2 separate regions of the Homo sapiens genome follow, and region 2 is linked to region 1. A link is a loop called in an ENCODE intact Hi-C map of the cell type or tissue named here. Cell type or tissue: A673. All regions are shown on one strand. Each heading gives the region's core, and the rest is flanking DNA. Links, peaks and the distances in the headings are about the cores only.

Region 1 (16,249 bases), core at 4,636-7,135:
AGACCAGTAAGAAGCTACGACAAGGTGATGATGGCTTTCGCAGTAGGAATGCAGGTAGTAAGTAGTGGTCAAATTCCAAGTATACTTTAAAGGTCAAGCCAATAGGTTTTGCTTATGGATTGGATATGAATGTGAGTGAAAGGATGTCAGTCGAGGTTGGCTCAGGAGGAGCTAATTTGGACTGAGGGTAGAGTATATGAGGGGCTTAACTTTAGTACATGCTTATTTCAGGATGTCTATTAGAGACTCCTAACCCTACTCCCAGGCAGACTGGATATGTGAGTCTAGAGTTCTTTCGTACATGCTTATTTCAGGATGTCTATTAGAGACTCCTAACCCCACTCCCAGGCAGACTGGATATGTAAGTCTAGAGTTCTGCGAAAATAGAACTGAAGAATAGAAGGCACACATTTAGGAGATGTCAATCAATAAATACTATGTAAATATGTAAGGCTGAGTGAGATCCCATGAAGGTGGAACTATGTCTATTGTGTTCACTACCATATACCCAGTGCTTAGACCATTCAAATATGTGATGCATAAATGAATGACCCAAAAAGTAACTCATCTATGTTGCATTTCTAAAAGTGTTTTCTTGAGACAGGGTCTCATCTGTTGCCCAGGCTGGAGTACAGTGGCTTAATCATCGCTCACTGCAGCCTCAACCTCTTGGGCTCAAGTGATGTTCCTGCCTCAGCCACCCAAGTAGCTTAGTGCCACCATGCCACCATGCTCAGCTATTTTAAAATTTTTTTGTAGAGATTAGGTCTCACTATGTTGCCCAGGCTGCTCTCAAACTCCTGAGCTCAAGCAATCCTCCCACCTCAGCCTCCCAAAGTGCTAGGATTACAGGAATGAGCCAATGTACCCAGCCCCACCTACTTTTTTCTCCAAGTTGCATTTTTAAACTATCATCTACTCTCCCACAAATGGTGTCCAGAACAGCCCTGGAAAATGTCACTAAGTTACAGAAACCAAAACACCAAGGTGACCTTATCCATCTTCTTCACACTCAGATGTACCTTTCACATCTCAGCTTGAACTCATTAGAAGCCAAGCCCTTGCTTATATGCATTCATAATTCATAGGAAGGCAGAAGATGCCGTTTAGCACAAAGCCATAGGACAGAGCTGATGGCACCTTTGTGAGGGCTTCCCTGAAATCAGGAAGCTAATATCGTAACTCCTATCTCACTACTGATGGTGGCCTTCTGCCTTAAAGTGTGTGCGGTGATAGGAACACAGAGCCACATCTGCAAAACTCAAACTGCCAACAAGCCCCCACAGCTCCCATAAGACTAAAAGCCTCTTTCACTGAATTCCGAATTGCTGAAACGTGACTGTCAACGTGTCCACATTTCACTGCTAATGCCTTGTTTACTCTGCATTATTAAAACCTTCTAACTGCAGCTGTCTCTTATTAATGCCCAGGTTCTCGGCAAGTCAATGCCTGTGGGATTGCTTTAGGGTTTCAAAGACATTCATAGGTATCCAATGACAGAACTCTTAAGACATTTAGAATTACGGTTTAGAAATGTAAAGGATAAAGAGACGAAAAAAAAGCAGGGCTGATAGAATGGCAACGTAACACCTACCCAAAACAGGGCAATGGATTTTCCAGGAACTGGTGAGGCCTGTACTCCCTCTGCAACAATCCATTTCTAGAATTCCAGCACAGTGAAAGAAAAGCTACCTCTAATCAATCCTTCCACTTGCTCTTTATTAACTACTTAATCTCTTTCCACTCTATACATACAATAGCCTAGAGAAGAAAGTCCTGCAATTTAAGGGAGGTTTATTGCCACAAAAACACAAGAATTTTTCAGTCCAAAAGATAGTCATTGTGATACACAGTTGTTTATTGCAGATTTCTATTTTTAACTCTAGTTTTAGCTTTACTTTTATTTAAATCCCACAGAGTAAGTGAAAAATGTAGCCCTGTGATTTAAACATGATTTTAAATCATCAGCTCATAGTCCATTTTCACACACTTTGGAGCTGTCACTTAGGTCCCAAGAATCTCCTTTTCTTCTCCTTTACCAACTTCTACATTAAGTTCTATACTTACTCCAAATTCCTAATAGTTGGTACAACGAATATTTGCTGGTTTAAACCCCAGCTCTGTCATTGGATGGGGTAACTTAGGTCAAATTAGTTAATCTGTCTGTTTCATAGTCTTCTCATTTGTAAATGGTGAGAGATGTTAATTGCATTGAGTGCTGTGAGTATGAATGGGATAAGGCATGTAAAGGGTTTGGCACAACACCTGGATGCTGCAAGGTAGCTCTGTCTTATTATGACTGGTGTTTTCCCAGGGATGACATAGACCCCTGTGCCTTCAGATTACCAGGTTATGTGGGAACAATGCACCCCCAACAATGGCCCCCATGTGTCACAACCCTTTCCTCCCAGGCTGGACACCATGAAATGGTATTTACTCTCCCTGTCTAGGTGAATGAAATATTCAGAAAATTAAAATAAATTTCTGATCACAAAACAGTTGGATGGGACTTGTATTTTTCTGTTTGCCAACGCTGTTTAGGATGGTTTTCATATTTTTTGCAGGGTTTCTGTGCACCATATGGTCAGGGCACCTCAGCTCTGATGATAGCTAGGGAAACAGGGATTAATGTAGGGTAGTGGAGGGAGAAGATTGTTGGAGAGAAAAGCACTAGAGGGTCCACTGCAACTACTCTTATCAGCTGTGTCTCACCACTCTCACCCCAAAGTTCCAGGAGCAGCACAGCGGAGCACAGGGCATCTCACAGTGAAGGTCACCGTCCCTTTATTTGCCCATTGACCTGTGGACCTCTGATCAGCCACCAACAAGGGAGACTGTGGGGCTGGTGACCTCTCCATCTTCACACTGAAGGGAACACTCAGACACTTTGCATTCCTGCTCAGATTTGCTTTGCCCTTTTTTCACCCTATTGCCTTTCTCCTTTTTCTCCATGCTTTGGTATTGGGGTGAAAAATGTAGGTGTGATCCTAAACCCTATAATGGACCTAATTTTAAAGACTTAATGACTAAGCCTCCTACAAAGCCCACAAACTCACGCATGTACCCCCTGAACCTAAAATAAAATAAAGGCCAGAAGAAAAAAAAAGAATAGTATATCAAATTGTTAAGAGAAGTAAGTGATATAATGTAAAAAAAAAAACAAACCCCACTGTGCTGTATTCCACAGCAAGGTTTGACTGGTCCTAATATGACTAGCAATGAGCTATGCTTTGATCTGGACAAGAAATGGGAGAGAGAGAAGGGGGAAGAATCATGACGGAAATGAGGGCTGGGATGGGGGGTAGGGGTGGAAATTGTCACCTCAAAGTCTCTCCTTTGAGCAACACACAGTCTACAGAAGGCCCATCACCTAGAAGGAATGACACACCAAACTGGGAGTATCCACTAACACTGTAGCAAGGCTGATGGCTTTACAGCCTGGGACACAGGCCAGCGGAATGCTAATGGAAAAATGATCGACAATCTGAAACAGCTGGGAGTCTGCTTTTTAGAACTGATGACCTCTAAGGTCGATTTAAGACAAAAAGTGTTTCTTCCCAAGTATGAAGGTAAATTAATTAGGTCAGATCATGTAAAAATAACAGGCAAATAAGTCCCACTACTGGGACTCAACAGTTCTGGCAACTTATCTTAAAAAAGAAAAGGACATAGTAGGAGGAGATAAATCTGTATCCCATAACAGATGAGAGATGTTGGGTCTTTTTTGTTTTACTTTTCATAACTCAGCACTCTTCCTGGAACTGGTTTAAATTTTGCCTTGTACATAGCACAGTCATTCTGTTTAGTAAAAAGGTCTTGCCAGAGTACCAGATAATGCAATGGCCCTGCAGCTATTCCCTTGCACCTAACGCATTTACTCTATCATCAGTGGAGGAGAAGCAATTCTAATTGTTGTGCAGAGGAAAGACTGTATAAAGCAGAGGCTAAAAATAAATTCATACAGTCCAGTTCTGCTACTTACTAGCTGTGTGGTCTTGGAGATGTAACTTAATTTCCTTATGCCTCAGTTTCCTCTTGTGTGAAGTTAGGATGTCACAAACAGTATCTTTCAAGGGACCTAGGTTTTAAAGTCAGCACTTGAAATATCCTCCACTGCTGTTTCTTTTTTGAGCAAATGAAATAGCTGATTTGCACGTAGGGACTAGATTGTGTGAAAAATATGTATCTGAAATACTGGAAGTCTACAACAATAATTCAAAGCAACAAGAGGCTTACAGTCTGAGAGATGCAGGAACTGAGATGCAGTAGAGGGACTGGATTTATATCTCTCAGCTCATTTTGACTCTGGAGCATTCAGTAAAAGTCACATGAAATCCCTAACTCATGATCCCTTCCTTTCTCCTACCTTCACCTTCTCCTTTATCTCTGCCTTCTCCCTTATTTGAATTCCAGCCAGTTAAATTCTAGTTTGATGCAGTTCATCTAGAATATATGCATCAGAGTTGTTGCAAGAATTAAATGAAATAATACACCTGTGACAGCCATGAGATCTGCCACTTACAAGTCCCTTCAAGATAGACCCTGCTGCAAGGAGCCTAGTGATCTGACAGCCCTCGGCTACAACACCTTCGGGATCCAATGCAGGGTCCACGCTGAGGCCCTGCTCTTCCCAGGCAACTCCCAGGCAATGTAAGCACTATGGGGAAGTTAGGGCCAGGCCATTCTTTCGCAGTGCTGGACTCCAGCAACACACCTTGCGCTCCCTCTTGACAGGGCCAAACCTTTTTCAGAATTGCAGTGCAGCCTGAGGCTCCCATCCAATTGCTCCCTCTCTCTCTCCCTCCCTCCCTCCTTCCCTACCTTCCTTCCTGCCTGCCAGCCTGCCTGCCAAGGTTTTATCAGAATTGCACTGCAGCCTGAGGTTCTCATCCAACCTTCCTTCCTTCCTTCCTTCCTTCCTTCCTTCCTTCCTTCCTTCCTTCCTTCCTTCCCCTCAAATATATCAGTATGGTTTAAGACTCCTCCCACCTACTTGATAGGAATTTCCTTTTTATTTCTAATTCTGTCTCATCACCTGCTTCCTGGAGTACCTGAACTGACACAGCATGCAAAGTACCGAGCATAGAATGAAGATTCTGGAAATACTAGCTGTTACTGTTATCATTACTATGATCTGATTAAACTAATGACTCAACTAACAGCAGGAACTCTTGGAGGCACCTACCATCATGACAATCAGATCCAAGGGTCCTCAGCAGAATCTCAGGCCTTGCCTATCGCATATCCAGTTCTCTGCCCCGGGACAATGTTCCAAGAAGAAAATCAATTGTTTTTCCTAAGAATTTCAAAACCTCTGAATGATTTGGGGAAAAAGCATTGAGAACTTCAGAATTAACTGGAATAGTGGAACTCTGCCGCCTTTCATCTTAGGAAGAACAAACACCATAGTCCTGAAGAGCCTTCTTAAAACAAGCCTCAGTGACAGCCACATTCATTAAACAAAGCCCTTCCGAGGAAGATTTGTGTCGAGTCATTATTGTCCACCTAGTATGTGTATTACTGGATGCATCTGAGCCATTTATTAGTCTTGGAGAGAAAAATGATAGTCAAGGCAGCAAAGGAAAGACAGAAGAGTCTGTGAAAACACTCGTCAGCCTGTAGCCCTAAGCCATGTCCATTAGAGCGCATAAAACACTTTTTAGTGACAGGTTGCACAAGTGTTGTGGAGAACCCTGTTATGACGGCAGCTATAAACTCAATTCTCCTGAGATCTAAGATGCTGGCTCCAATTCAGTGACCACAGACTTGGCAGAGGAGCCATCAACAATATGATAATGGCTTGTGATAAAGGTTTTATTGATGCTGTGCTTATCACAGCAGAGAAACAGTTGGCAATCATCAGCAATTAGGTGCTTAATAAAACTGCTTTGGAGACACTGCTACTAAAAAGATTGTCATGGGTGGCACAAAGAACTCAGTAATCAATCTCAATGAAGTCCATGGCTGTGTTTCTTTTTGAAAGCACTTCTTTCATCAAAATAACTATGTGACTTTGGCTCCATCTAAAGGAAGGGGAATCAACTTTGATCTGATTACACACATAGAAGGCATTTGTGTGATGACCATCTAAGCAGACCCTGGCACACTCAGAGGTCCAGGGCAAGACCAGGGAAAGGGGAGAAGAGGCCAATCTGAGAGATGGCAGCAGGTCTCTCTCAATTCACAAAGTTGACCATGACTGAGTTCTGTAGTGTAATTTGTATGTTGCTAATGAAAATAACCTGAAAGGGAAGAGTCCACATTCATCACCTTTGGGGAAGGAGAAACTACATTGAATTACTGGAAGAAAACAAATGGGGTTGTAATTACCTGTCTCTAATACAAATTACTCTATTGTGTAATTGTTTTTGCTACTCTAAACAAATTACTCTATTTTTTGCTAATCTATACAAATTGCTCTACTGTGTATTGTTTTTGCTACTATAGAATGTATATTGACCTAGAATGGACTTGGCAACACTTCTGTTTCCCTTATGCCAAGTCCATTCTAGGTCAATATATATTCTATAGTAGCAAAAACATTGACTTGAGAATGTGACTGATGTGGGCCTGAGGCATGAGTCTGATCCTTGCCTAGCTACGTGACCGCAGGAAGGCTACACCTCTCTCAGAAACTAACTTTCCTCAATTAGAGTGAGCAGAGATCATGCCACTGCACTCCAGTCTGGGCAACAGAGCGAGACACTGTCTCAAAAAAAAAAAGAAAAAAAAGAAAATAGGAATAAGATAACTACCCAACAGGGTTTGTGAGACAAAATACCACCATGTATGTGAGAGGCTGTATTTAGTCTGTTCTCACACTGCTAATAATGACATACGTGAGGCTGGGTAATTTATAAAGAAAAAGAGGTTTAAGGGACTCACAGTTCCACATGGCTGGAAAGGCCTCACAGTCATGGTGGAAGGTGAAAGCCATGTCTTACCTGGCTGCAGGCAAGAGAGAATGAGAGCAAAGTGAAAAAGGAAACCCCTTATAAAATCATCAGATCTCGTGAGACTTATTCACTACCATGAGAACAGTACTGGGGAAACCACCCCATCATTCAATTATCTCCCACCATGTCCCTCCCATAACACATGGGAATTATGGGAGCTACAATTCAAGATGAGATTCGGGTGGGGATATAGCCAAACCATATGAGAGGCCTTAGCATCTTGTCCCAATAGATTACTTAAAATCAATCACAATCTGTCATGTAACATGTGATAGATATACAACCCAGAGAACAAAACTGCTGCCCTTATGTTTATCATCTGCCTTAAGACTAATAAGAAGGAATTTTTAAAAAATTACTTAAAAGCAAGTTAGAAAATCTCACTTTAACATTAAGGAGTTTTGGCAGTATCATAAAGAGGTACTGGATACCTTGACTGAGTAACTTCATAATAATAATAGCTAATATCTCATGAAGTATTTTATTAAATTCTGAGCATTATTCTAATTACTTTATATTGATTACTTCATTTAATCCTCAAAACCACTCTGTGAGGTAGAAACCATTATTCTCCCACTTTACAGATTAGAAAACTGAGGCACAGTGAAGTTCAGTAATTTGAACAAGGTCACGCAAACTGCAAGTTATAAAGACATGCAAGCAATCTGTTTTCCAACCCTATATTCTAAGTGCCAAAGATGGATATTCTGAGACTGGAAAAATTGTATTTCCTGACCTAGGAGCTGTTTGCCATATAGTATTTTATTCATGTGGTTCTAAATCTGTTTTATTTTCTTAAAAAACATTTCTAAGTGAATATTAGTAGCTAAAATTTTACCGCTTGATGCTTTGACCAAAAATTGAGCACTGTATGTATTTTGCATATCATGTGTTTTGCAACCATAGGCCCAGAATGAAGGCTCTGTAATGCTGCAATAATATCCGTTACAGTTGTTTATGACAGTGGCTCAGAAGGTAGTAGAAATTATATTTTCGATTTGTGGTAGGAGGTGCTGTTGTTTTCCAGATTCCGTTGGAAAAAAATGGGGAAACGGTATAAGCTAAGTTTTTATTTTGGCATTCTGAATCCCCCCTTTAGCTGTATTTTTCTCCAAATGTATTTGTTTCTCTCTTCATGTATTTGTCTCCTAAATTATCTCTCTCTAATCCTTTCTCTTCATCTCTTTCTCCTCTTTATCTCATCCCTTTTTTTGCTTGGCCCCATACCTGTACCCTTCACTTGCCTCTCTCTCTTAATATCAAATTGGAGAGCACTTCTTACTGCTTTTATTTATTGAATATTATGACACATAATCTTTATTAAAATGGTTGAATGGATTTAAGTGGCTGAATGGATTGAATATTATGATATATTGCATAGTCTTTATTAAAAATGGTTGAATGGATTTTTGGAGTGAATCATCTTCACTCCAAAAATCATCTCCTCTAGCTGAGTCTTCACTCAGGTGCCCTTTGGTAGACTTTTATTTTAGTAGCTGCATGGTTCTCAGTTAACAAAAGCTTCTGTAACTCATGGAAGTTTAGGATTGGAAGGTAAGAAGAAAAGAAGGTATGTATGCACATTGCCCAAAGCTTTCCCCTTCATCTTCATAAGCCTCTTGCTTTTTATTCCTCTGTTGCAGACACTCAACACTGAAAGCACATGTCAGGGGTGTTTCTTGACCTATGGCCCATATAAGGCTTAATCTTGCTATAGTTAAAAGAGATCTACTACAAGGGCATAGGGCATATACTCAGAGACTTCACCACTTAAGCAAGAATGTGTCCTCAGAGGCTAAAAGTAGCTAGACAGATTATCCCCTAAGCCCAGGATCTTTGGTTCTGATCCCCAAAACTAAGTCAGTCTTTACAAATTTTATTTGCATTCAATTTGTGAATATGACCCCAAAATATGATTACCAGACAGAAAAGTATATAAAAAGTGCCATTCTCTCTGCTAAAGAGATATTTGCATTTTTTAATTCAATAGCTGTATACGAAGCCCTCCTCAGTGGGAATATGGTGTGTGCCATCTCCCAACCCCCCAAATAAGTGCAGCATGCTCCAGTTCTTCCCCCATCAACATGGTCCAGATCAGATTCTCCAAATTCCATAGGGCCCTGCCTGCCTCTGGACCTTGAAAAGCCAGACTTACCACAAGTAGCTATTATAATAACCCTGTTCCCCATGTCCCCAACTTCACCTTATAAGACTTCCTTTCTTCTCTGGGAGAGTCCAATCAGTACCTTGAACAGTTCCATGGCTTCCGACAGGGAGCATTACATACCTGTTGGTTTGTTCTGTAAGCAGGCTGGGATCCCTCATTCCTGATTTCTTTCTCTGGTCTTTCTAACGCTATTTCTTCTTCCTCCTCATCACTCTCTTCACAATAGGAATCAAATGCATCAGCGTAGTACTCTTCAGCCACAAGTGGGTCTTCTGGGATCTCTGAAATAATGAACAAACAGTCAGATACTACCAGTTATTAAAATTATAATGAGGTAAGAATACTGTATCTTTTCACAGGGATGTATATTTTGCTTGCGTTGACAAAGCTTCCATGGAGTGTAGAGCTGAATCTCAGCTTCCTGGAAGTATTTGGTTGAATGTAATAAACACTCAGCAAAATAAAACCAGTAGAGGAAAGGAGGAACATTTCCATTAGCAACTACCGTTTGAAGGTAAGAAAAAAATCATTAAATAAGAATAAATAATATGCTTTAACATTTTGACATTTGGAGGCATGAATCCTTATTAAAAATGAGGAAATTTAGGGGCAAAGGTAGGACAAGATGTCCTGGCTGAAGGGTCCTATTACACAACACACATAAAGTTTTTAGCATAGGAAGTTGGAGCAAAACTACCACAGCATTTTTCCTAGATATTTCTTTTTTTTTAAATGTTACTGGTAGGACCAAACAAGATGAATAGGATATATAGCAGCATCATTTTGGCAAGCTGGGAAAAACACAATTCTTTTCTAACAGGTAATGATGGCTTTTGAGATGGAGTTCACTCTGGTGGGTCCTACTTACTCAACCTTACATTCAGCACTTATTTTAAAAAAGAATACCCACCTAAGCTGATGACAATAAGCATCTACCCAAGTTACTTGATGCAACATTGTTAGTAACTAGAATAAAGTTGGTGTTTATAACAATCTTCAGTGAAGAAAGGCCATGAATGGATCACAAGAAAGCATAACAATATAATTTACTAATGGGGGGCTAGAAATAAAGAACTACCCAAACAACTACCCTTGGGCTGGGGGAGGAGAAAATTAGAATACTCAGCTGCAGCAAAACAATGGGCATTTTAGACTTTGCACCATACTCAGACTTAAAATTAAAATTTTTCTTCCAAATTGTAACACATTATTTTTCAATCTATTGTTGCTATTTCTGGTCTAGTGGGAAAAATATGAAATTTGGGGTCAGAAAATCAAGGCTAGAATCTAGCTCTTCCACTTTTTAGATGAAAATTTGTGCAAGAGACTTAAACTCACAGAGCTCCAATTTCTGTGATAAAATTAACATAAGTGTAATCTAGTAGAGTGGCTGCTGAGATTGAGTAATAGAATTCTCATGAAAGCATCGGTATGCAGGGAAGTTTCATACAAATGTTCACTCAATTTCCAAGTCTGTACAAATGGGCTTTTCATTAAATGAGTCCAGAATCCTTTGAAAGTAAGATACTTAATGGATGTAGAATTCCCTGGAAATAGAAGATGTTAAAATGTGTTTGTTATCTATGGTTTCCCACTAAAACATAAAAGGCTGCTGTACAGTAGAATAAAAATTAGTCAGCTCAAAAGACAAAAATTACATATATTCAAAATTGCCTTTGCCAGTTCCTTAGAAAGCAGTGTACTAGGGATCTCATACCTTCTCTCAGCAATTTCAACACAGCGTATTTTTTTTTTTCACATCAGTTCAGATCACTGATTTTCAGCTGAGCAACAGATGAGATAGAATACTGTTATGGAGAAGCCATAGTTTTTATTATTTTTATTATTTATATTGAAATAATATATATTATTTTTATTAAACGTGGCTTCTAGTCATTATATCAAGAAGACACCTGCACGTGTCTGTATGTACACATATATATATAACATACCTATACACATATGTACATGCATATAGAACTTCAATACCTTTTGCATACAAGTGGTTTTTGGTTACATGGGTGACTTTTGTAGTGGTGAAGTCTGAGATTTTAGTGCACCCTCACCGAGTAGTATACACTGTACCCAATATGTAGTCTTTTATCCCTTACCTCCCTCCCACCCTCCTCCCTTCTGAGTCTCCAAAGTCCATTATCCCACTCTGCATGCCTCTGTGTACCCATAGCTTAGCTCCCACTTATAAGTGAGAACATATGGTATTTGGTTTTCCATTCCTGAGTTACTTCACTTAGAATAATGGCCTCCAGCTCCATCCAGGTTGCTGCAAAAGACAGTATTTCATTCTTTTTTTAATGGCTGAGTAGTATTGCATGGTGTATATATGCCACATTTTCTTTATCCACTCATCAGTGATGGGCAGTTATGTTGGTTCCATATCCTTGCAATTGTGAATTGTGTTGTGATAAACATAAACGTGCAGGTGTCTTTTTGCTGTAATGACTAGAAGCCATGTTAATAAAGATCTTCATTTTACTTACACTGAGAACGACAAGAGAATCACAGCATGAGAAGTGTATGAAAACTAAAATCTCCTGAGAGATCTCCAGTTCTGCCATCAAGTAGGGACATGTGCTTGCTGAGTGGAATGAAAGACAGAACCATATGATGTCTTCCTTCTCTTGCCCACCCTCAACTCTCCCTGAATCTCTGTGTCTCTTTCTCTGAGTTGTCCATTCTCCCTCTTTCCCCACTCTTTTCTACTTCCTCTCCCTCTCGAGTCTCTTTGTCCCTTTGACAGTTATTCATTCTCTCACTCATTCATATTTTTCCCTCTTGCTCTCCCATTTTTTCTTTATCTTCATTCCTCCTTGTCCACTCCCTTGGCTTTCAAACTACGACATGGTAAGAAATATCATTTACATTGTTGCCCAGTGCACAGAAATGTGCTTATATATGTATGTTTATAAATATCTTTATAGTCGAAACAAAAGTTTCATACACCAAGACCTATTTACCCAAACTACATATGACACACTCTGGTGTTTTTCATCCTGTTCAATTATTTTTTTAATGCTGGTTGCAACTCACTAAACTGACCTCTCAACCTGCAGTTTGAAAAACACCCCAACCTAGCTAGAGAGGCCAACATTCAGAAACACTCCTTTAGAATGCTGGCTTTGGCATAAAAACAAAATCTGCATTTAAATCAAGCCTCTAGCAATAGCTCTGTAACACTGTGTTATTTAAGCTTTCTGCACTTCAGTTTTCTCATCTATAAAATAAAGATGATAATATTCATCTCATGGAATTGTTGTGAACATTACATAGTATAATGGATGCAAAGTATGTATCAAATAAGGCAAACACTCAGTAGTTTTTCCTGTAATACCCAACACCAGGAAGAAATAAGTCATGCATCACTTAACAACGAGGATATGTTCTGAGGAATATGTCATTCAGGTGATTTCATCATTGTGTGAACATCATAGAGTGTACTTATTACAAACCTCGATGGTATAACCTACTACACATCTATGTTTATGTGGTATAGCCTATTGCTCCTAGGCTACAACCCTGTACAGCATGTTACTACACTGAATACTGTAGACAATTGTAATACAGTGGTAAGTACTTGTGTATCTTAACATTAAAAATGTACAGTAAAAATACAGTATAAAAGATTTTTTAAATGGCACATCTGTACAGGGCTGTTACCATGAATGGAGCACGCAGGACTGGAAGTTGCTCTGGGTGAGTCAGTGAGTGAGTGGTGAGTGAATGCGAAGGCCTAGAACATTACTGTACGCTACTACAGACTTATAAACACTGGACACTTAGGCTACACTACATTTATAAAAAATGTTTTCCCTTCTTCAATAATAAATTAAGCAGCTTACTGTACATTTTTTAAACTTCTTGACTCTATTGTAATAACACTTAGCTTAAAACACAAACACATTGTACAGCTGTACGAAAATATTTTCTTTTTTTCATATCTCTCCTAACTAGGAGATAGTCAATAAGCATTTTTTCTTTCTTTTTCTTTTTCAACTATTTTGTTAAAAATGAAGACACAAACATACACATTAGTCTACTGCTACACAGCGTCAGGATCACTGATACCACTGTCTTCCACCTCCACATCTTGTCCCACTACAAGGTCTCTAGGGGCAGTAACACACACGGAGCCTCCATCTACTGTGATAACAGTGCCTTCTTCTGAAATACCTCCCGAAGGACCTGCCCAAGGCTGTTTTACAGTTAATTTTTTTTAATAAGTAGAAGGAGTACACTTTAGAAAAATGATAAAAAGTATAGCAAGCCAGGCATGGTGGCTCACTCCTATAATCCCAGCACTTTGGCAGGCCGAGGCAGGCAGATCACCAGAGGTCAGGAGTTCGAGAACAGCCTGGGCAACATGGAGAAACCCAATCTTTACCAAAAATACAAAAAATTAGCTGGGTGTGGTGGCGCACACCTGTGGTCCCGGCTAACTGGGAGGCTGAAGTGGGAGGATCACTTGAGCCTGGAAGGTGGAGGATGCAGTGAGCCGAGATCGTGCCACTGCACTCCAGACTGGGTAACAGAGTGAGACCACACCTCAAAAAAAAAAAGTATAGTAAATACATAAAGCAGTAACAGTCATTTGTCATCACTATACTGTACATAAATATATGCATTACACTTTTATATGACTGGCAGTGTAGTAGGTTTATTTACCCAGCATCACCACAAGTATGTGAGTGGCTATGTTGCTCTGCAATGTTATGATGGCTATGATAGCACTAGGTGTTGGGAATTTTTCAGCTTCATTAACTGGACCACCATTGTACATGCAGTCTGTCATTGACCAAAAGATTGTTATGCAGTGTATGACTGTATTAGACAATTGCAAATATATACTCAAGTTTAAAATATTTATTTATTTTAAATAGAATAATTTCTCAAAATCCATACTGAACCCAACTGAAATGGGCAATATGGAATCTCGCCTCTCTGTGGTTTCCTTTCTGTGGACTCCACAGGAACCCGCAGGCATTTCACCACACTGTTCACCTCCCACTGTCCTTCCTGTCCACTGATTCCGTCAAGGTTTCCTTCAAGCAGCTCAGAAGAAACCTCTGCAAGGGGGGTTGACAAATATGTTCTGTAAAGGGCTAGATAGTAAAACAATTTTAGGCTTTGCAGATTACGTGGTCTCTGTCACAACTACCCAACTCTGCCTTTGTAGTGTGAAAACAGACAATACATAAATAAATGAGTGTGGCTATGTCCCAATAAAACTTTATTTACAAACATAGGCAGTGGACCAAGTCATATCTCTACAACACAGACAAACCTTTCTTTTGTTAAAACACTAAGCTCCTCTTCCCAAAACGTAGCTCATTGTGTACAGACAGCCTTAGTCCCTTTCCCTCTCCTACCTAAGATTTCCTCCTAGAAGGGGAAGAAGGAAAGAAGTGGCCAGGGAAAAGTGCCATTCTGCCACCTAAGTTATGAAACAAACTGGAATGAATCTGTCTCCAGTATTTCTTAAGTAAGCACCACTAATTTGGTGCTGCCCACAAAAGGACTCATTTTCATTTTCAAAGGGAAAAGTCAAAAAAAACGTAAGTCCGTTCAAACTGTGTTTGTCACGCCTCATGTTTTTCATACATAGACCCAACTTGAAGCCTTCTTAGCTTAAGATTCCTTTCTCCTGTCACTAAGGGGAAAAGAGTCTGATAAACAGCTTTAATTTCCTTGCACCCTGAAGTCAGCCTCATAATGGGTATACTGGAGTGGCATTCCAGATCTTCTGTATGCCAGGCAAGCAGTAACAGAATGTGTTTATGAAGGAATCCAATAATGGCTGCACGAGTTTGGACACAGATGTTTCAAATCCATGCTGGAAAAACGAAGACATCACCCTGTTCCAGGAAAATGATGGCCTTTATCAGATCCTTCAATTAAGACCCAAATAAATGCCTTTCTCTAAGACTTGTGTGAGCATCAGGATCACCTGTGGGCTTGTTAAAACGGATCTCTGGGTCCCACCCCAAGACTTGCTGATTCAGCAGGTCTGGTGTGGTACCTGAGAATCTGCATTACTCACAAGTTCCCAGCTGATGCTGATGCTGCTGGTTTGGAGGCTGCCCTCTCAGAATCACTGCTCTAGAATGTGACTAGTTCAAATAAGAGTATACACTATAATAAAATCTAAAAGATTTTATACTATTTCTACATATTTCAACCTTTGTATGTTAAAGACAAAACATAAACGTAAGAAAAACTTTACCTTAGAAGAGCTCGAGTTACTGTGCTATTAGTTGTCTAAATTACTTAAAATCTCCATAGAGGTATAAGTAATTCAACTACTCCCATTTTGTTGATAGAAAAGAACAAAGCTAAGGGTGAGCAGCCCAAAGTTATAATCTTTATATTTGTGTGCATTTTACAGTTTAAAAAGCATGCTGATATACATTTGATACCACAAAAATTTGATACCATTTAATAGCACAAAGATACCATTTGATCTTTGCAACAACTCTTCAATGTAGACTAGAATGACATTTTTCTGCCCACTTTTCAGATAGGAAAAGTAAGGTTCAGACAAGCTAATGACCAACCGAAGGTCACACTGCTGCATCTGAATCCCCTTTCTTTCACTGAATAAGTCTATTTATGGTTAGTTAGAAATTTTCATCTTTGCTAGTAAAACCATTTCAGAAAGGTCATGATTATCTTTCTTGTAGCTCTGAAAGATATTAGACAACAAGGGATAGACTTTTGACTTACGAGATAGAAAAACTGAAGCTTAGTCATCCTGGTAAACCGTCTTAAGGGAGCTGGGAGAATCAGATTCAGCCTGAGCCTAGTTCTCACTACCATCTATCTCAGATGTGTCAAACTTGAGTGTGCCTCAGAATCAGCTGGAAGCCTTGTTAAAACAGATTCTTGCTCCCACACCCAGTGTTTCTGATTCAGTAGGTCTGGAATGGGGCTTGAGATTCTGCATTTCTAACTATGCCACTCGTCTGGAAACACACTTTGAGAACTATTGCTCTATCTTATAGAACCTTCGAGGAGAAAATGACATACAGATGCAACTGTTAAATGAAAAACTCCCTGTCACTTCATCTACTGCATTAGCTCTTTAAACTGCTAAAACGATCCAGATATACAT
Region 2 (16,249 bases), core at 6,836-9,335, 190 kb after region 1:
GAAAATATCACAATCCTAAACATACATGCACCCAACACTGGAGCTCCCAAATTTACAAAACAATTACTACTAGACCTAAGAAATGAGATAGACAGCAACACAATAATAGTGGGGGACTTCAACACTCCACTGACAGCAATAGACAGGTCAGCAAGATAAAAAGTTAATAAAGCCACAGGACATACTAACCAGCAACTATAGAATATACATTCTATGCATCAGCACGTGTAACATTCATTCTCCAAGACAGACCATATGATAAGCCATAAAACAGGTCTCAATAAATTGAAGAAAATTGAAATTATATCAAGTATTCTCTCAGATCAAAGTGGAATAAAACTGAAAATCCACTCCAAAAGGAACTCTCAAAACCATGGAAATACATTGAAATTAAATAACCTGCTCCTGAATGAGTGTTGGGTGAACAATAAAATCAAGATGGAAATTTAAAAATTATTTGAAGTATAATAGTGACAAAACCTATCAAAACCTCTGGGATACCACAAAGGCAGTGGTAAGAGGAAAATTCATAGACTTAAATGCCCAAATCAAAAAGTCTAAAAGGGCACAAATAGACAATTGTCGATTTTAGGTCTTTCTTGCTCACATCAAAAAGTCTAAAAGGGCACAAATAGACAATTGTTGATTTTAGATCTTTCCCATTTTCTCCTGTGGGCATTTAGTGCTATAAATTTCCCTCTAAACACTGCCCTAGCTGTGTCCCAGAGATTCTGGTATGCTGTGTCTTTGCTCTCCTTCATTTCAAAGAACTTATTTCTGCCTTAATTTTCTTATTTACCCAGTAGTCATTCAGGAGCAGGTTGTTCAGTTTCCACGTAATTGGGCAGTTTTGAGTGAGTTTCTTAATCCTGAGTTCTAATTTGATTGCACTGCGGTCTAAGAGAGGGTTTGTTATGATTTCTGATCTTTTGCATTTGCTGAGGAGTGTTTTACTTCCAATTATGTGGTCGATTTTAGAATAAGTGCTATGCGGTGCTGAGAAAAATGTATATTCTGTTGATTTGGGGTGAAGAGTTCTGTAGATGTCTATCAGGTCTGCTTGGTCCAGAGCTGAGTTCAAGTCCTGAATATCCCTGTTAATTTTCTGTCTTGTTGATCTGTCTAATATTGACAGTGGGGCATCAAAGTCTCCCACAATTATTGTGTGGGAGTCTAAGTCCCTTGGTAGGTCTCTAAGAACTTGCTTTATGAATCTGGGTGCTCCTGTATTGGGTGCATATATACCTAGGATAGTTGGCTCTTCTCGTTGCATTGATCCCTTTACATTATGTAATGCCCCTCTTTGTCTCTTCTAATCTTTGTTGGTTTAAAGTCTGTTTTATCAGAGACTAGAGACTAGGATTCCAACCCCCCCCCCCACCTTTTTTTTTTTTTTTTTTTTTGCTTTCCATTTGCTTGGTAAATAGTCCTCCATCCTTTGTTTTGAGCCTATGTTTGTCTTTGCACGTGAGATGGGTCTCCTGAATACAGCACACCAATGGGTCTTGACTCTATCCAATTTGCCAGTCTGTGCCTTTTAATTGGGGCATTTAGCCCATTTACATTTGAGGTTAATATTGTTATGTGTGAATTTGATCCTATCATTATGATGCTAGCTGGTTATTTTGTCCATTTGTTGATGCAGTTTCTCCATAGTGTTGATGGTCTTTACATTTTGGTTTGTTTTTGCAGTGGCTGGTACCGGTTTCTCCTTTCCATATTTAGTGCTTCCTTCAGGACCTCTTGTAAGGCAAAATCCTCAGTATTTGCTTGTCTGTAAAGGGTTTCATTTCTCCTTCATTTTTGAAGCTTAGTTTGGCTGGATATGGAATTCTGGGTTGAAAATTCTTTCCTTTAAGAATGTTGAATATTGGCCCCCACTCTCTTCTGGCATGTAGGGTTTCTGCAGAGAGGTCTGTTGTTAGTCTGATAGGCTTCCCTTTGTGGGTAAACCAACCTTTCTCTCTGGCTGCCCTTCACATTTTTTCCTTCATTTCAACCTTGGTGAATCTGACGATTATGTGTCTTGGGGTTGGTCTTCTTGAGGAGTATCTTTGCAGTGTTCTCTGTATTTCCTGAATTTGAATGTTGGCCTGTCTTGCTAGGTTGGGGAAGTTCTCCCGGATAATATCCTGATGAGTGTTTTCCAACTTGGTTCCATTCTCCCCGTCCCTTACAGGTACACCAATCAAATGTAGATTTGGTCTGTTCACATAGTCCCATATTTCTTGAAGTCTTTGTTCATTACTTTTCATTCTTTTTTCTCTAATCTTGTCTTCACACTTGATTTCATTAAGTTGATCTTCAATCACTGATATACTTTCTTCCACTTGATTGATTTGACTATTGATACTTGTGTATGCTTCCTTCATGAAGTTCTTGTGCTGTTTTTCAGCTCCATCACATCATTTGTGTTCTTATCTAAACCGGTTATTCTAGTTAGCAACTCCTCTAATTTTTATCAAGGTTCCTAACTTCTTTGCATTGGGTTAGAACACGCTCCTTTAGCTCGGAGGAGTTCATTATTATCCACCTTCTGAAGCATACTTCTGTCAATTTGTCAAACTCATTCTCCATCCAGTTTTGTTCTCTTGCTGGCGAGGAGTTGTGATCCTTTGGAGAAGTGGCATTCTGGTTTTTGGAATTTTCAGCCTTTTTGCGCTGGTTTTTCCTCATCTTCGTGGATTTACCTACCTTTGTTCTTTGCTGTTGGTGACCTTTGGATGAAGTTTTTGCGTGGTCATCCTTTTTGTTGATGTTGATGCTATTGCTTTCTGTTTGTTAGTTTTCCTTCTAACAGTCAGGCCCCTCTTCTGCAGGTCTGCTGGTATTTTCTGGGGGTCCACTCCAAACCCCGTTTGCCTGGGTATCACCAGCAGAGGCTGCAGAACAGCAAAGATTGCTGCCTGTTCCTTCCTCTGGAAGCCTCATCCCAGAGTGGCACCTGCCAGATGCCAGCCAGAGCTCTCCCGTGTGAGGTACCTGTCGACCCCTGCTGGAAGGTGTCTCCCCATCAGGAGGCACGGGGGTCAGGGACCCACTTGTGGAGGCAGTCTGTCCCTTAGCAGAGCTCGAGTGCTGTGCTGGGAAATCTGCTGCTCTCTTCAGAGTCAGCAGGCAGGAACGTTTAAGTCTGCTGAAGCTGTACCCACAGCCGCCCCTTCCCCCAGGTGCTCTGTCCCAGGGAGATGGGAGTTTTATCTATAAGCCCCTAACTGAGGCTGCTGCCTTTCTTTCAGAGATGCCCTGCCAGAGAGGAGGAATCTAGAGAGACAGTCTGGCTACAGCGGCTTTGTGGCACTGCAGTAGGCTCCACCCAGTTTGAACTTCCTGGCAGCTTTGTTTATACTGTGAAGGGAAAACCACCTACTCAAGCCTCAGTAATGGTGAACACCCCTCCCCCCACCAAGCAACAGCATCCCAGGTCGACCTCAGACTGCCATGCTGGCTGTGAGAATTTCAAGCCAGTGGATCTTAGCTTGCTGGGTTCCATGGGAATGGGATCCGCTGAGCAAGACCTCTTGGCTCCCTGGCTTCAGCCCCCTTTCCAGGGGAGTGAACAGTTCTGTCTCGCTGGCATTCCAGGCACCACTGGGATACAGGGAAAAAAAAAACAAAAAACAAAAACCTGCAGCTAGCTGGGTGTCTGCCCAAACGGTTGCCCAGTTTTGTGCTTGAAACCCAGGGCGCTTGTGGTGTAGGCCCCTGATGGAATCTCCTGGTCTGTGAAGACTGTGGGAAAGGTATAGTGGCTGAGCTGGAATGCACTGTTCCTCATGGCACAGTCCCTCACAGCTTCCCTTCGCTAGGGGAGGGAGCTCCCCAACCCCTTGCACTTCCGGGGTGAGGTGACGCCCCACCCTCCTTCTGCTCGCCCTCCGTGGGCTGTACCCACATCTAACCAGTCCCAATGAGATGAACCAGGTACCTCAGTTGGAAATGCAGAAATCACCCACCTTCTGCATTGATCTCGCTGGGAGCTGCAGACCAGAGCTGTTCTTATTCGGCCATCTTGCCCTGGAATCGCCTTTTGAATTTTTATAAAGTAGAAGTCTCCACTGAGTACTTCCAAGTACTCAATACTGAGTTCATGTCCAAGTATAGTTATGAAATATTGAGCCCTTGCCTCTTCATCCATCAGAACGGGATATTATTACCAGCTGAACACAACTTTTGCTGCTGAAACTAGTGTTGAACTAAAAAACTGTCCAATTAAAAAATGCATACACATATACACACCTTAAACACACACATACACACACACATATATATACGTGAGTATATATTTACGTATGTATACACATACACACACACACACAGAGTTTTTATGGTTATGTGAGCTAGCAAAATAATGCCAAAATAAGCTTTATCTGTGGGAAATTATCTACTGTTGTCAGTTTTCAAAACCTTTTGAATATGTACTTACTCCCTGCAAGTTCAATAGTCAACTGCTTTAAAGCTTACTTAAAATGCAATTTCAGATATGTGTCAGGTCCAATTCATATGGAACACCCAAATGTTTCATTTTTTAAGTAATGTTAAACTGCCTTGCAACTCACATCTGTCATTAATCCTTCCTGTAATTTTGATTACTAAAGCAATTCTAAAAATAATAGAAACTACTCATTAGAGCTCAATAATCTTTGCACCAAAATGTCTTTGAAATAGCAATATAAATTAAAAGCAGCTGATCACCAAATAGCAAATCCAATATTGCAAAAAGTGGATTGGCCGATATTATCCCCAAACTCACAGTGTATGCATTTGTATGAGGCTTATGAGATGAAAGACATAAGCAAAGAAAGAAGAGAGGAAATGAAGGGCTGTGGGGCCACAAATCTTCCTTGAATCTCCCCTGAAGGAAAGCAGCCATAGCTAAGTGATTAGGTTTTAAAGGGTTTCTCAAAATTCAAACTAATAGGGAAGTGGAAACATCAACCAAACTTTAATTAAAATGCTAAGTGACTGCTGCATGTGGGAGAGACTGAGAAAATTGACACCCAAACACATTCTAATCAGAAATTCAATGTTCCAAATTTTCCACTCTTAGAAAGTTGGAAACCTAGTATGTAGGACAATATTATCAACTACATTTTGATCTTCCTTCTTCACTTGCCCAATAAAGGTACCAAAAACAAAGCCTATGATTTTTCTCTGAGCTAAAAACAATAAAATTGGCTGGTATGAACCCAAGATTAAAAAGCAGCACTCAGCTGAAAGTATCAAGTTTCATAATGATTATCATTAGTAACTGCAAATTCAGCCAGTTTAACAATCTTAAGGGTTTTCATATATCATGGTACAGGGTTTTTGCTTTTTCTAAACACAATTGTTAAGGTACAATTGACATAATACACTGCACATATTTTAAGTGTATAATTTGCCAAATTTTGATATATGTATATACCCATGAAACATGACACCATCTCTACAATCATGATAATGAGCATATCCATCACCCCCACACATTTCATCAGGCTTAGTGTTTGCTTTCTTAATAACTAAAACTTTGGGTGTTTTTTTTTTCATATAACTACCCAAATAAATACAGCACTACTGTACTAATAAGTATGTTCTATAGCATGTCAAAGGTTCATAATTATTCATTCGTGAGTAGCAGGGACTAGGGCTTATAAGAGTATCTGAGAAATAAAAAGTGTTCTCGTTAAACTACGGAATGGAAATTCAATTTCACAGTATTTTAAAGCAATAAAGGTCACACAATATTAACTGCTTATTTTTGATACTACATAACATTATTTATACAATGCACAATTAGTGGAAGTAAACTACTTTTAGAACTCTGGTGCCAACAATGTTTATTTCCCACATAGATGTACAAATTACTCTTAATTAAATTTACAAATTACTCTTTCCAAAAACCAAGCTTAGGAATAACTGACCAAGAAACTATTACTAACATAAGGGTTGCTTGTCTCTCATGTTGACTTGTAAGTCATGCACATCACTCAAAGTGCACTATTTAAACATGGATGTTATGGCAACTAAGCTTTTTTCCCCAGGAAAATCAGTTGAAGAGTAATAAATTGATCCAGAAACTAATTTTAACTTGAGAATTTTCCCCCTTCTCATTTCTTTTAAATTTAAGTCATATACATATCTCATTTCAAGTTACTTAAGGGTGGATGATATCACAACTAAAATTTTCAGTTCAAAATAGGTATAAAGTTGGGTGCTGGCCAAAATTGCCTATATTACTCTTGAGAGACATTCATGCGTCAAAAAGGAACCAGATCGGTTTAGAAGGAAAGGACTGAGTAAAACAGATGCCTCCCTCAACTGATCCAGTTAAAGTAAGCAATGGTAAAAGGGAACTGCCTGCTGTCTGCCAGGAAGAGAGCTGGGCTGCCGGATGCACCAAAAGTTGTTGGAGGAAATATTCTCCCCAAAAGGCTGCTTGTGTAGAAACAACAGCAAGAAGGGCTAGTTACAGATTATACTTGAGGGTGTTGTGCTTGTTTTGGGGTCAGGAAATTAAAGTTAGCTGACTGAATATTCTAATATTCATCAACCATTAAGAATTCTGGATTTGGTTATTGAGGTTCCTCTGGACTCTATTAAAAATCAGCTCACTTTTTATTATAAAACATCTCGATGAAAAAAGCCCTTTTAGGGGAAGGAAAAAAAACCTACAAGGTAGACTACACCCATCAAATTTTGCTCTTGCATTTTTTGCACTCATCCTAAAATACTTTATTTATTGAATAAATGAGATACAATAACTTAATAGGCTTAACACAAAAATCTTGCACTTTAAAAATTTTAGGAAGTCAACAATGACAATGTAAAGGGATCAGCATATCCAATTACATTTATTATTACTATTATTTACTAGAATAGCTTAGATATTCCCCTATCTCATACATTTAAATGAAGAATGCTATTCCATATTTCATGGGATGTCATTCAGTGTTAGCCAAACCATTAGCTTCCCTACTCACAAATCCACCAGAACAACACATTGAAAGAACAGAGTGGAATGATAAATTTAAATAAGTCTGAAAATCTAACAAGTATACTATTGTAATTTGAATATACTTTTACTGCTGACACTAATACGGCTGTAATATTTTAAATACATCACTTTTGTTTTCTTTCAAACAACAGTAATGTAAGAAAAAAGAATTATTTTTAAGAAGAATTTTTGAGTATTGTTGCCTTCTTCCTAACTGTTGTCTTCTTCCTAAATGTTTCTTGGCAATTCAGTCTTAAAAGGAGGCTTTTTTGGCCCCCTGCCTAAGCCAAAAAGAAACTGAGGGTTTCCCTGCAGCCTACTCATTCTAATATTTTATTAGTCATTTCTGATCTGTAAATATTAAAAACCAGATAGAAAGCACACGGATTCTTTTATGCTAACACATGCAGCAAAGCGGCCTTAGGAAAGTCATTTATCTCAGAATATTGACTTCATTACCATGATTGAAACTAATCAAAGTAACTATGTGCCCTTGCATTTTCTTCTCTCCTTATCCATTCCATCTCCCAAACTTTAAATATAAGATGGCCAGAAGCTCAGAGGCTTGACCTTATTGTGTGCAGAGAACTGACAAAGCCCAAAGTGAAGTCCAAGTTCAAATGTACTCTTTCTATATTTACCTAGAGGAACCTAAGCACAAGATTCCGAGAATCTGAACTGTTTTTAATATTAATTTTAGTATTAAAATTTTTAATATTTTAATATGCTTTCATGTTATACTTTCTCTTAAAAGATAAGCAGGAAGATTTTTTTTTTAACTGTGAGAAACTGAAAGAAACTGTGTTTTGAGGTCTGGCAAGGCAAAATAGAAAGAAATCATTAGTTTCTTCCAAATTGTTTTCATAACTCTCCACGGCGTAAACCACTGAATCCTATTAAATTAACTCGTCCCACTCAATAAACCCACTATCCCATCACAGATAACCACTGGAGAGAACTCCTAGACATAATATAGAAATAGTAGCTTTAATAAGAATACATAGATTGAGTTCAAAGTTGGACTCATTAAATCTATTGATGTTTTGTTTAAAATGACTCAAAATTGAAAGTAAAGATATGTTAAAATGATTAAATAAATCAGACAGAAATATCCATAAATAGGTATTAGTAGGTACAATATATAAATATTAGCTTTGCTAAAGGTGATCAGCTATTAAATGGCAGAAATTACAGTCACAATCTGAATTATTGAAAGTGTATTTTTAATATTACAAAAACCCACACATTTTAGTAAGAATTATTATTCCTGCTGGGCATGGTGGCTCACGCCTGTAATCCCAGCACTTTGGGAGACCAAGGCAGGTGGACCACGAGGTTAAGAGTTTGAGACTAGCCTGGCCAAGATGGTGAAACCTTGTCTCTACTAAATATACAAAAATTAGCTGGGCGTGGTGGTGGGTGCCTGTAATCCCAGCTATGCAGGAGGCTGAGGTAGGAGAATTGCTTGAAACTGGGAGATGGAGGCTGCAGTGAGCTGAGATCACACCACTGCACTCCAGCCTGGCAACAGAGCAAGACTCCGTCTCAAAAAAAAAAAAAATGGATGAAGTTCTTTTTATCTAATTACTACAGTGCAAATGTAGCTGTAACTCACAAAAAATGCTTCCATTGAATGACACAGAATGCCTGTCATTTCTCAGTGACCGAAGCTTGCATTCCTTAGTTTTTCAGTTATGCTACTGACAGGAAGAAAATGCTGAACCAGTCATCACATCAAATCGCTGAGGACGCTAAAAGGCACAATAGTCTTCTACTTCAAAGAAGGCACTAGAATCTAGATATCCAACAAGTGGCCGTTAAATGACAAGAAAGCCATAGACTATTATGCAGGTGTTAAAAATGATGCTTTTAAAGAGTATTTACTAACATGGGAAAATGCTTATATTTTCCTGCTTTAAAAAAGCATGTGAGATTGTATATACACTGAACTCTATTCCATTTTAGTGCCATTCACACTGAATGCAACTCTTCTCCCATCCCTTTGCCTAGTACAAGGATCCTCAAAATGCAGTCCTCTAAGATGTAGTAACAGCTGTTAGAAATGCAAATTGTCAGGCCCCTCCTACCAGACCTGCTAAATCAGAAACCTCTGGGGTAGGGGGGAGCCAAGCAATCTGTTTTAATAAGCTCTCCAGACAACTCTGATGCTCAACAAATTGTGAAAACCACTGGCTACTTCTTAATAATTCTTCAGATTTCAGCTCACAGTTCTCAGGGAAGCCTTGCCTCACCCAACCTTCCATCCTGCAAGCAAAGATGAGTTTATTGTACCTCACAAGAACCAAGATTTTTCTTTCACAAGTTATTGCAGCTAAAATTATTTATGATTATGTAAGTAGAGTTTTTATCTCCAGTTGAGATATTTCAAGTCTAGTGACACATATGAATCACCTGGAAGTTCTCAAAAATCCTTGGCCATACCCCAGACCAAACAGAATTCACTGGAGTATGACTCAAGCATCTGTACTTTCTAAATATTGTGATTCCACTGTTTGGCCAAGGTTAAGAATCACTGTACCAGACTCAAGCTCCAGATGACCAGTAAACGGTGACCAGTATTTGTTGAATGAATATGTGGGTTTTTTCACTTTATTTTATAGGTTTTGTTTTGTTTCAGTCTTGCACATGATACAAAATTCCAAATGCACAGAAAGGGTTCAGTGAAAAGTGAAGTCTCCTTCTCTTCCTATCTCCTCTCAGAGGCAATGACTAGGACCAATGCCATGTTTCGTTAAAAGACTGAATATTTGTCAGTGCATACAGAAAAGACCACAGGTTGGATGGCAGGATTATAGATTATTTTACTGCTTCTTTATGCACATCTGAACTTTTTATAAAGTGTATACACATTACTTTCAATATTGGGAAAGGAGGTACCCTATGAATATTTGTATGGGGGTGCATCCAGAGCTATTTAGTAGATAAACACTGGGTCTTAGGGCTCCCACAACAATAGCCACTTAGAATGTACATACAGCTGTTCCATTTTGTCAAGTTCTTAGAAGAGACCTTTTACCTGGTTTAAGCGAGTAATTGCCCAATTATTCCACCTGCTTATTTTGGTTATATTTTCACTTCTCATTAGATATACAGCTTCTCCAGAACTTCTACCAGAAAATGGTGGGAGGGTGCACAAAGGAGGAGGTACTGTTCATCCTAGGAACCAGATTAAGAAGTGGAATCATGGTTTATAGATCTATCTTGTCTTGATTTAGTTAATATAAGCTCCTCTCCAAGACTGACCATCTCTGGGTGTATGAATATGAAAAGCTGAGGCCTGGACCCCAGGGTGGTGGCTGAACCCCTGAGCCCTTTTGACTCCATGCCAGTTAGTGAGTCTGTCTCAATACAGTACTTTGGAACAGGGCTGGACGTCTGAGATTTCTATAAGTAGAAACTGGAGTATGGAGAGCTTTACAACAATGGACCCAGACTTTTTTGGCTTTTGGGGTTTTTTAATTATCTTTTTCTTACTTTCTACCTCCCTTACTCTTATGGTCTAAGACCACTCCCCTCTGTTGTCAGTATGACTCATTCTAGCATCAACTCTTGGCCCCCTATCTTCCATTTTGTTTCCATAACTGGGTAGAAAATCAGCTTGCTAGGACTTTTAAAAATCTACTCTAATGTAGACCCAAGAGCTCTCTGAGGAGGCAAGAGCCTGGACTTGAGGGCCATTTCTTTAAGGACTTGTAGGCCTTTTACTATTTAACTCCTGATCCTTATCTCAGGCAGACATATGAGATAGAGGGGGAAAAAATGCCTTCTGTAGAGATAAAGCATTTCCTTGTTACCATTTTTCCCATATTTAGACAAAGACCAAGGTGTACGATCACAGTTAAGGGGTAAAATATTTGGATACGCACTTGGATAGGACCAAGGGGAAAATACACATAAGTTAGATAGTACACAGAAACAAGTAAGATAATATTGAGTTGGAAAGGGAGTAGCCACTCCAACATCTCCGAGTGCAACCTGCCACACAGATACTTAAGCATTGTCTTGTACTGTATACTAGTTGTTTTATGTGTGTTGATATAGTCTTCCGGACTGGAAGCACCTGAAGGCTAGGCCTTATCTCCTACTGCTTCAGTTTCCTCTCTCGTGCTGAGTCCAAAGCAAAGGTCTAATATTTAAATTGTGGCCGGGCGCGGTGGCTCACGCCTGTAATCCCAGCACTTTGGGAGGCCCAGGCAAGTGGATCACAAGGTCAGGAGATCGAGACCACGGTGAAACCCCATCTCTACTAAAAATACAAAAAATTAGCCGGGTGTGGTGGCGGGCGCCTGTAGTCCCAGCTACTCGGGAGGCTGAGGCAGGAGAATGGCGTGAAGCCGGGAGGCGGAGCTTGCAGTGAGCCAAGATCGCGCCACTGCACTCCAGCCTGGGTGACAAATCGAGACTCCGACTCAAAAAAAAAAAATTTAAATTGTATTAAATACTTCATAGTTGACAGACTAAAACAGACAACAGCATAAAATCAACTCTGCATAGTAAGATCACTATATCTTAAATGTGATAAATTTTTTAAAAATCATTATAACCAACATTCTATGCTGATAAGATGAATGTTGAAATTCACTGTAGCTGTGGCCATGATTAATTACAAGTTTAATCATGTATTTTAGGGTAAACCTATTTCCTTAATATCTCTTTTCTATTAAATTACATGCACTATGCTAATGTTAAGGGCCAAAGTAATTTCTGGGCTGATCAAATCTTTTGGGTTTGATTTTTTGAAAAGATACTTTGACAATTTAACAATACTATAAAATAAAATGAATAAGAACTAGCACAATCTTTTTAGGACTATGACAACATAATTAGACTAGAGTGTCTATAATTATGAAAGAAAATATTCTCAAATATTGTTTTATGAATTTCATGATGCATAATAAAGGAAAAACCTCTATCTCATTCACCATACATTTTAACAGTTTAATTTTATTCTACTGTGATAATGAAAAAAGGGATGCCCAATATTTATGCCAGGAAGAAAACTCTCCAAACATGCATCAAGCAAGTGTAATGTCTGTACTGTAGGTTTTATTTTAATCTCACAGCTAATTCAGAAAGTGAATAAAAATGTAAAGGAATATGGTATTTACATTGTAATTAAAGGTCACCCTGTATGCAAAATGTCAATGGTAAAGTGATGCCCCCAAGTGGCATAATGATAAATTGCAATACTTTGACGGAAAAGTTAAGTACTATGTACATACAGCTGTTCCATTTTGTCAAGTTCTTTGATTAAATATAGAAATGTATATAATGAATCTGTATTTCATAGAAACTAGTCATAAGTCCTACAAACTTATTGTCATTCCTTTAACACTGATACCAAGGGATAGTCTGATACCTTCCTTATGAGCTCAAAAAGTTAAGGGTGTATCTGCAAAACAAAAAGGGAAGTCATATCTATTCTGATGTGTTGAAGGAATAGCATTCATACCATTATAGAAGTCTGTATAAAGTATTCATCTTCTAGCCACCTCTAACATTAACCAATTCCTTATGTTTGTGGTCTAGTATGTAAAGCATAATTTAAAACCTTATCTAGTCAAATTGCTTGGACAATGAGTAGTGCTAATAATGTGCTTTGCTCACAAACTAATGGTTCAGTATCAACACAAAAAAAAAAGAGTTTAGTTTCCTGCCTCATATATGCATTAAACATAACAATCACTGATGAATTGATATCTTAGCTAAAAGGTTCACATTCTGAGAACCAATTTATTTTGGACAGCCACAGAGATATAAAAGATGACAACAGAATTGTTACAATCTCAAGACACATCTTGAATAAGTTTTTTAAATTACATGCCTGGTTTCAGATTGGTTTATTTGGGAAATTTTTCTCATTTAAAAGTAATCCAGAAAAACCTTCCATTTATTAGAAGTTTCCAATTGCAGTCATTGGGTGGTAATTAGCTAAAGTTTTCTTAGGCTTCCTTTAATTATTCTTTTAACTTGGATTGTTTATAATTAAGGTGAATCTGTGCTGTTTTTGAGGAATAATTATGAGCAAGGCAATGTGACATCTAAATCTTATATAAATAGGCAGATATCGTATTCTTATTACAATCCTATGAGGTATTATACTCATTTTAAAGATAAGAAAACCAAAGCTCAGATTAGGAATGTACAGAATGTAGACTTCACATTAAGAACAGGCCTGGCTTTACTTTTTGTTCACATCCAAAGCTGGGATTTTAACAATGACACCATACTGCTCTGTTTCTATTACAGCATTCTAGAATTTTGTGAGTAGTCACATTCATACTTTTTTCTGATTTTAGCAAATAATTCCAAAAGCAATTGTCTACAAAGGTCGGCACGTAGTGGAAAGGTGTGATGCAGCTGTATGCCAGAGACAGTAAGGAGAGGTAGGAATGTGGCTAACTGGAGAATATGGAATTTGTCTAAGGGAGTAGCTGCTGCCTAGCTTTAGCAGTCCATTGTGGCTACACAGGAACTGATGTTAGCAAACGTTCCCAAATCTTTTTTTTCTAGAAAAGATGAAATGCTCAATTTATATGAGCTGCTCATTTAAAAATACTGACTACTGGCCAGGCGCGATGGCTCACGCCTGTAATCTCAGCACTTTGGGAGGCCAAGGCAAGAGGATCACCTGAGGTCAGGAGTTCAAGACCAGCCTGGCCAACATGGTGAAACCCTGTCTCTACTAAAAATACAAAAATTAGCCAGGTGTGGTGGTGCATGCCTGTAATCCCAGCTACTTGGGAGGCTGAGGTGGGAGAATCACTTGAACCTGGGAGGTGGAGGTTGCAGTGAGCCAAGATCGTGCCACTGCACTTCAGCCTGGGAGACAGAGTGAGACTCCGCCTCAAAAAAAAAAAAAAACTGATTAATTTACTAAAAAGAAACACTACCCAGGCCAAACAAAAGACATCTGAAAGCCACATGTGGCCAGTATGCAATATGTTTTAGATTCTGATGATGAATGATTCCTTTCCCAGAGATTGTGGACTAGACCTTCTGGTGCCAAATGATTTTTGTCCGTTATCCTCACCACTGGATTCATTCCACAAACATGTCTGCCATCTTCAGCTCCAGTCATGTGTTTTTTTAAGATTGGTTCAGGTACAAGAAAGATCACTAACAAATCACTTGCCAACCAACCAGCCCCAGCCCCCTTTCTTCTCTCTCATTCTCTTTCTCTCTCTCTTCCCCGCTGACTACAAACACACTCTCTCCACTCACTTATTATCTTAAGTCTAAAGGTTTCAAGTTTGATCTTCATACATCTTATTTTACATCCTTTTAATTAACTTTTTAGTCCTCCTGTGAATTATCTTAAAATTTTTCATATTCCTCATTAGTTGAAGAAACCAAAATTGGATATGATCCTACAGTGTAGTTTTTAGAAGTACTGGGTCTGGTTTAGGTCTTACTCTCAATGTTTCCATAAAGGTTATCTAATAATTGTCAGAAATTTATCATTCTATTCTAAATGGCTAGAAGAGCACCTCTAGGATTAAAGAGAAAAAATCCTTTTCAGCAGGAATCATAATGCATGTTCTAAGGACATCAGAAAAATGCCAGCTCTTTTATCATCCCTCATGTAGAAATTGACTAAAAACTATAAATTCTAGATAATTACAGCTTTTAAAAATTCTGGACAGAGACCATTTAAAAGATTGAGTTTTAAAACAAAGTAGTAACATCACTAACATTTACCTTTACAATTCCTATGACCTATGAAGATGTAGAAAAGTGTTTATCACACTGATTTTAAATCCACTCTTAAATATCCAATAGGCAAAAGCTGGAAGAACTTAGAGTAGCCTTAAAACCTTAGAAGAAAACAATATATTATGGGATGAAAATGTGGTCTTCTGGGGTTAAGGGCTGATATCTTGGATCATTCTTCCTTCTGCTTTCTGTTCCTCCTGTGTTTCTGATAGGCAAGTTTCTTACCCTAACTTCAGTTCCAACTTACTTTCCACTGCAGCAAATTAAAAAAACTTTACACAAAAACTAGAGGTTTATCTGTAAGGGAGGTACTGTCTGAAGCTATTAAGAGTTTTTCTCTACTATGAAAGTGTAGAGGGTCCGATCATAATCAAAAGAGACGAGGTGACAAGGGGGTCATTAACATAAGCTAATTTTAAATAGGAGTGTCCATTTGGTTTAAGTGTTTAATCTGACAGCTTTCTGACTACGGAATTTGAAAATCCTCGCCATGGAAAGCCCAAAGAAAATTAATACTGTTACTTTCTTTGGTATACCCTATTCATCTCAAATGTGAATAATTGTTTATTTGCATTTTGTAACATTTCTAAAAATAGTCATTATGAACAATTCTTATTTTCTCATTCAAGAAGTTCCAATCAAGTTAAGTGGAAGTAATATTGTCACTGAGACTGTGGCATGCCCAAACATCTTATTTTCACATAATCTATCCCATTTCTAGCTCCCTTCTTTAGGTCATTTGGATACTTTATTCACCTGCTGAAATGCCTTTAAACCTAATATGAAAGATTAATTAGGGAGCTTACCTATATTTATGAAATACTTGCTTTGGTATAAAGAGCAAAGTGGACATTACTCCATGTTCTTTTTTTTTTTTTGTCAGTCTTGCTCTGTTGCCCAGGCTGGAGGGCAGTGGCATGATCTCGGCTCACTGCAACCTCCACCTCCTGGGTTTAAGCAATTCTTGTGCCTCAACCTCCAAGTAGCTGAGATCACAGGCATGTACCACCCTGCCTGGCTAATTTTTGTATTTTTAGTAGAGACAGGGTTTTGCCATGTTGGCCAGGCTGGTCTTGAACTCCTCGCCTCAAGTGATCTGCCAACCTTGGCCACCCACAGTGCTGGGATTACAGGCATGAGCCACCATACCTGGCCTGCTCCATGTTCCTAATCAGCTAAGACCTGCAAACAAAAAGCAGCCTACTCAAGATTCATAGGAAGCATTTTTACTTACAATTCCTCTCCTCGTTTGGCTTTCTTGTCTGAAACCAGATAGACAGTTCCAAAACTTCCACTGCCAAGTTTTTGTTGAAGCACGTATCTTCTTGCAATCAAGGTCTTTGGATAAGTGGAAATGGCTGTTGATCCACTCACACACTTAGCTGCCTCTTGGAATTTCAGCATTGCTCCAAACAAGAGAGAACTGGTTCATTCATTTATAGAAACTTAACATTCCAGTCTCCTAAGAAATGGTCAAATTCATCCAGTGTTGGTCAGTTCCTTAAAGATGAAAAGTTAAAAGATCAGGTCTAAAGG

Evidence for each region. Hi-C counts contacts between places; a loop is a spot of excess contacts. Peaks named below come from ENCODE experiments on the same cell type or tissue, not always from the same donor. Only the 100,000 strongest peaks of a DNase experiment are listed, where the experiment ranks them.
Region 2: a loop joins it to region 1, with 2.9 times the contacts of the local background. A loop is called at or near these places in 4 of 110 quality-filtered maps.

The regions. Positions count from the first base shown.
Region 1 is chr3:131,221,683-131,237,931 of GRCh38, reverse strand. It overlaps NEK11 (NIMA related kinase 11), which reads right to left. Exons shown (of 18, transcript NM_024800.5): 15 at 9,244-9,404. Among named protein-coding and RNA genes, the nearest start is that of NUDT16-DT, 150 kb to the left of the region's middle. In A673, for the core only: a CTCF peak has its summit at 6,059; DNase peaks (open chromatin) are centred at 4,991 and 5,821; H3K27ac peaks cover 1,179 bases.
Region 2 is chr3:131,029,577-131,045,825 of GRCh38, reverse strand. It overlaps NEK11 (NIMA related kinase 11), which reads right to left. Exons shown (of 18, transcript NM_024800.5): 3 at 15,948-16,213. The coding sequence starts at 16,117. Among named protein-coding and RNA genes, the nearest start is that of NEK11, 11 kb to the right of the region's middle. RefSeq lists an enhancer at 2,541-3,351. In A673, for the core only: no CTCF peak of the experiment used is centred there; no DNase peak of the experiment used is centred there.